Regions from separate parts of the Homo sapiens genome. Here region 2 is linked to region 1. A link is an interaction called in ENCODE POLR2A ChIA-PET data of the cell type or tissue named here. Cell type or tissue: Panc1. All regions are shown on one strand. Links, peaks and the distances in the headings refer to the core of each region. The heading gives the core; the rest is flanking DNA.

Region 1 (2,911 bases), core at 248-2,747:
CCAGCATCTGATTCCATGAGCAAAGACAGCCTTCTCCCGCTGCGATGAGGCCGCATCAAGCTCACTCTCAGCTCTCCATCTTCATGTATGGTGTTCACTGGCCTTTCCTTCTCATCAGTTCTTTTCTTTTTCTCTTTTGTTGAGACAGGGTCTTGCTCTGTTGCCCAGGCTGGAGTACAGTGACACAATCTCGGCTCACTGCTGCCTCAACCTCCCCGGCTCAGGCAATCCTCCCACCCCAGCTTCCTGAGTAGAAGGGACTACAGGGGCACGCCACCACGGCTGGCTAATTTTTGCAATCTTTTGTAGAGATGGGACTTCGCCAAATTGCCCAGGCTTGTCTTGAACTCATGGGCTCAAGCGATCCTCCCGCCTCAGCCTCCCAAAGAGCTGGGATTACAAGCATGAGCCACCATGCCAGGCTTTCTACTCAACCCTGATTGATCTCATGCCTTTGTAGCGTCACCACCACCACCACCTCCATAGGGCTTCCTGAGCCACACATAGGTTATGTCTCTGTACCACAAACACATACCCTGCTCCTCCTCTCCTTAGCGGGTATTTGCCCTTGCCAGGTCTTAGCAGGCGGTGACAGGAGATGAAGAAGTCTAGGCCCTCATCAGACCCATTCCAAGGAAGGGGACAATCAGGAGAGAGCCAACCCCCTCTCCTCAAGGCAGCAAACCCATAGCCAAGAGGTTCAGGGTGGAAACCTGGGGCCCCTGGCTGGGAACTGGGAGCAGAGCAGGGCTCTAGTCTTGAAGTGGCCAGAGGAAGGATAAGATTGATGAGGGGAAGTCTCAGGCAGGAAGAGCCTGGGGTTCCAGGAAGAGAATCTAACAGGGGCATAGAAGGCCGGGCTTCTGCACAGGCAGTTACAGCCAGCGCAGAGGGGCTCTAACCCAGGCACTGCAGCTTAAACCACGCAGTCCAGACCTATGGACACTGGCATCAAACTCGGTACGGCCTCTGTCCCCTCAGCGACAAGCCTGGGACAGGAATGCACCCACAGGAATAGCTAAAGGGCCCAGCGGTAAGGTTCAGGGGCTTCATAAGCACACTCAAACCCAAGCCTGTGTCATCATCACATAACCCTCAATGACAGGACTTCAGCTATCCAAGGCCATGTGCTGTGAGCTGGCCTTGGTGTTATCTCCCCACTAAATTGCAAGCTTTGAGGCTAGGGATGATGCTGTAAACTTCTTCCAAATCCCCCTTAAAATGGAGCCAAGTTCGAGGCAGGAACTTTCTAAATAAACACTTGTTGCTATGAGATGGCTAAGATGGAGACAAAGGTACAAAGGTTAAAGTTCCCAGAGCTTTCACTTCTTTTACTTTAAAACATCCCTGTTAAGAGGGATTATGATATCTGACCTTTGAAAACACGTTTATTTTAAAAACTGGTGTTCAGAAAGATTCAATTATCAATACGGAGCCAAAGAGGAGGTTAGTGAAGAAAAGGGAAGATCAACTCTAACTTGACTATTCTGGGTGCTTTTATTTTTTTTTTTTTTTTATCACTTTCTACCCCATTTCAATAGAAGATGCCAAAAGCTACAATAAAAAAATATTTTCCTGGTTTCTGACAAAGTTCTCAGATAAAAAGACCAGTCCCCAAGGAGAAAAAGCTAACATTACTCCTTAGCAAAGAATGGCAGCCTCTCTACCTGGCGATGAGCCACTTGCCAGCAACCCATGGAACCTGACAGCTCAGAACAGAAAGTCAACAAATAATGAAACATCCAGACGCCAGCAGGGGGAAAATGCCACAGGAGTCCCTCCTCAATGATATGACTCAAAGGAGAGTACCTGGCTGGATGCGGAGGCTCATGCCTGTCATCCCAACACGTTGGAAGGCCCAGGAGGGAGGATCACTTGAGCCCAGGAGTTCAAGACCAGCCTGTGCAACATAGCAATGTTTTATAAATTTAAAAAAATTAAAAAAACTTAAAAATTAACCAAGTGCAGTGGCTCACACCTATAGTCCTATATATTATATACTGTAGTACTATATATATACTCAGGCGAGAGGATCACTGGAGCCCAGGAGTGAGTTAGAGGCTGCAGGGAACAGCGATCATGTCACTGCATTCCAGCCCAGGAGACAAAGTGAGACCCTGGCTCTAAAAAAAAAAAAAAACCAACAACAACAAAAAAAGGAGGACACGTATGGTGGGCAGAATAATGGCTCCTCCCGCAAAGACATCCATCCACACTCATCCCAGAGCCTGTGACTAGATAATGTCACATGGCAAAGGGGCTCTGCACAGGTGATTATGGTTATGAAGCCTGAGATGGGGAGATCATCCAGGGAGGCCCAATCTAATCATGTGAGGCCTTAAAAGCAGACAGCCTTTCTTGGCTGCAGTCAGAGAGAGAGAAAGAAGACAGTGGAGGAGAAGGAGGAAAGATTTGAAGCCATGAGAGGGAAACAATACATGGTTACTGGCACTGAAGATGAAGAAAGGGAGCCACAGATCAGGAGACCAGGGAATGTGAGCGGCCTCTAGAAGCTGGGAACAGCCCTCAGGTGACAGTCAGCAAGAAAACAAGGACCTCAGTCCTCCAACTGCAAGTAACTGAATTCAGCCAACGACACAATGAGCAGGAAACGGATCCTCCTCTAGAGCATCTGGAAACAGACGCAGCCCTGCTGACCCTTTGATTTCTGCTGGTGAGACTTATGGGACTTTCAACCTACAGAACTGTAATCTTCATTTATTTATTTTTTCCTGAGACGGAGTCTCGCTCTGTCACCCAGGCTGGAGGGCAGTGCGCGATCTCGGCTCACTGCAAGCTCCGCCTCCCGGGTTCACGCCATTTTCCTGCCTCAGCCTCCCGAGTACCTAGGACTACAGGCGCCCGCCACCACACCCGGCTAATTTTTTTGTACTTTTTTTTTTAGTGGAGA
Region 2 (2,911 bases), core at 247-2,746, 130 kb after region 1:
GTTCGTTTTTAGTTGAAACGGGTTGTCTCATTTCCTTTGTGAATTCAAACTGAGTTCCTTTTGTTGTTGCTGCTGCTGCCATTCCTTGTCTTGATGTGTCTTGGGGCGTAGAGTCTTTTCCATTATCTTTTTTTTTTATTAAACACTCACCCCTTAATTGCCCCTGTTAGAATAATGGCTTAATTACTAGTTATAGAAAGGGAAAGTTCTCAAAGTTTCTTTCACACAAATTAGAAGTTAATAACTGACAATTCTAAAGTCCTTTCATGCTTAACTAAACAGCAGTCCATCCTTTGGGCTCACTTACCCTCTTGGATGTTTAAAACATCAAATGTTTTTACCTTCTCAAACAAAAGGGAATTTTTTTAATGTGATTTAAATTTTTACACAAGTGTTTCTTTTATTTCTCATACCTTAGCATTCAGAAATCCTCAAGGGAATTTTTTTCTGCTGAAACTGAAAACAATTGTAGGTGGTTTCAATAGAATAAATTTGGGAGAAAATACCTGAAATGTTTCACATTGTAATAGAAGTAAGTACAGAAGAATAAACATAGAACTAAAATGGGGAGAAGACACTGGAAGAACTCATTTCTGCCAGCGGTTGTATTTCTCTACAAGATGAGCTAGGGCAAGGATGTCATTCACCTCATTAGAGAGCATGTGATGGACAGTTAATTCTAACTAAATCCCCATCACTTCAAACTACAGCAAGAATGCCTCCTACAGCTGATAGCCTACAAAAATCATGGAGTGTTAGTTTCACAAATTAATCAGTTTTCATGTTTGGGGCTGGTCCTGTTGCGTATAATAAAGAAAAAGTACAAAAATCCCTGAAACCCTGAAAAGCTGCCTAATGATTAAGCCCGCTCGGAGCTATGTTTGACATCTCGCTTTCTCTCTTGATGTTTTTGTGTCTTTATGACCCTCTCTCTTCCATTACTCCAGGGTGGCTCAGAGACTGACTGCAAAGTTTATCATCTCTCTACCATTATTGTTAATCACAACATGTTTGCCACTTCCAAACCTTGTGTCCTCACTTATTCCTCTTGCTTGCATCTTCAGCCTTTCCCACTCAGTATCCAAGCCAATAAACAAGATCGTGTCGGCTCTATTTGAAAACAGCTGCTCGTTAACCCAATTGCTCTCTGAACTACTGGACCATCTCTCTTCAAATGCCCAACTTCTCACTGCTGTACTTCATCCTCCAAGCAATCAACCCTTAAACCCCTCATGATCTGATTTTTGTCCCCCACCCCACTCTCTTGAAAGTCTCTGTAACCTCAAATCATCAAATTCAACAGCCTGTTTTCCAATTTCACTCTCCTTGACATTCCCCTCTTTAAAAATTCTTTAACTTCTTAGCTTCAGGGCAAGCTTCATAGGTGTGCAACCCATATAGTTAATTGTATAGAGCCCTAAGCTCCTCACGCTTGGTTTAATATTCTGTTGTTCCTATCTTAAAATTATTTTACGTATTTATGTACTTATTTTTTTTGTTAGGCATCAGATAACAGCAAATACAACTTTTTCTTAATAGGATGAATGAAGAACTAGTATTTGATAGCACAACAGGGTGACTACAGCAACAATAATTTATTGCATATTTTTAATTAATTAAAAGGGTGGAATTGTAATGTTCATAACACAAAGAAATGATAAATTCTTGAGGCGATGAATACCCTAATCACAATTACAAATAATGCAATTATTACACATTGTATGCCTGTATCCACACATTACATGTACCCCATAAATATATACACTATGTATTGATAATAATTAAAAATGAAAATAATTGCCGGGCGTGGTGGCTCACACCTGTAATCCCAGCACTTTGGGAGGCCGAGTCGGGCGGATCACGAGGTCAGGAGATCGAGACCATCCTGGCTAACCCAGTGAAACCCCATCTCTACTAAAAATACAAAAAATTAGCCAGGCGCCTGTTGTCCCAGCTACTGAGGAGGCTGGGAGTCTTGAGACAGAGTCTCGCTCTGTTGCCCAGGCTGGAGTGCAGTGGCGCGATCTCAGCTCACTGCAAGCTCCGCCTCCCGGGTTCACGCCATTCTCCTGCCTCAGCCTCTGGAGTAGCTGGGACTACAGGCCCCTGCCACCACACCCAGCTAATTTTTTTGTATTTTTTTAGTAGAGACGGGATTTCACCATGTTAGCCACGATGGTCTCCATCTTCTGACCTGGTGATCTGCCCGCCTCCGCCTCCCAAAGTGCTGGGATTACAGGCGTAAGCCACCGCGCCCAGCCAAAAATAATTTATTTTATTTTATTTTCTTGAGACCGAGTTTCACTCTTGTCGCCCAAGCTGGAGTGCAATGGCGTGATCTCCGCTCACTGCAACCTCGGCTTCCTAGGTTCAAGTGATTCTCCTGCCTCAGACTGCTGAGCAGCTGGGACTACAGGTGCCCGCCACCATGCCCAGCTAATTTTTTGAATTTTTAGTAGAGACAGGGTTTCACCATGTTAGCCAGGCTGGTCTCAAGCTCCTGACCTCAGGTAATCCACCCGCCTCGACCTCCCAGAGTGCTGGGATTACAGGCGTGAGCCACCGTGACTGGCCTGAAAAGTTTTCAACATATATATTTTTTAAATATAAACTGCTTCATGAATTTGTATGTCATCCTTGAACAGGGGCCATGCTAATCTTCTCTCTGTCTTGCTTTAATTTTAGTATTTGTGCTGCCGAAGTAAGCACAAAAGAATTTTCATTTTAGACAGAGGGTACAGTGGCACAATCATAGCTCACTGCAGCCTTGAACTCCTGGCCTCAAGAGATCCTCCCACCTTGGCCTCCCAAAACACTGGGGTTACAGATGTGAGCCACTGCAATGGCCATTAATATTCTTTTTTTTTTTTTTTTTTTTTTTGTGACAGAGTCTCACTCTGTCACCCAGGCT

Evidence for each region. Peaks named below come from ENCODE experiments on the same cell type or tissue, not always from the same donor. Only the 100,000 strongest peaks of a DNase experiment are listed, where the experiment ranks them.
Region 2: POLR2A ChIA-PET joins it to region 1 with 9 read pairs; 5 of 35 experiments call an interaction of 5 or more read pairs at or near these places.

What each region holds. Positions count from the first base shown.
Region 1 is chr5:16,811,427-16,814,337 of GRCh38, forward strand. The region is part of intron 3 of MYO10 (myosin X); the gene reads right to left. Among named protein-coding and RNA genes, the nearest start is that of MYO10, 120 kb to the right of the region's middle. In Panc1, for the core only: no CTCF peak of the experiment used is centred there; a DNase peak (open chromatin) is centred at 1,735.
Region 2 is chr5:16,939,243-16,942,153 of GRCh38, forward strand. It overlaps the pseudogene RNU6-660P. Among named protein-coding and RNA genes, the nearest start is that of MYO10, 4.4 kb to the left of the region's middle. In Panc1, for the core only: no CTCF peak of the experiment used is centred there; no DNase peak of the experiment used is centred there.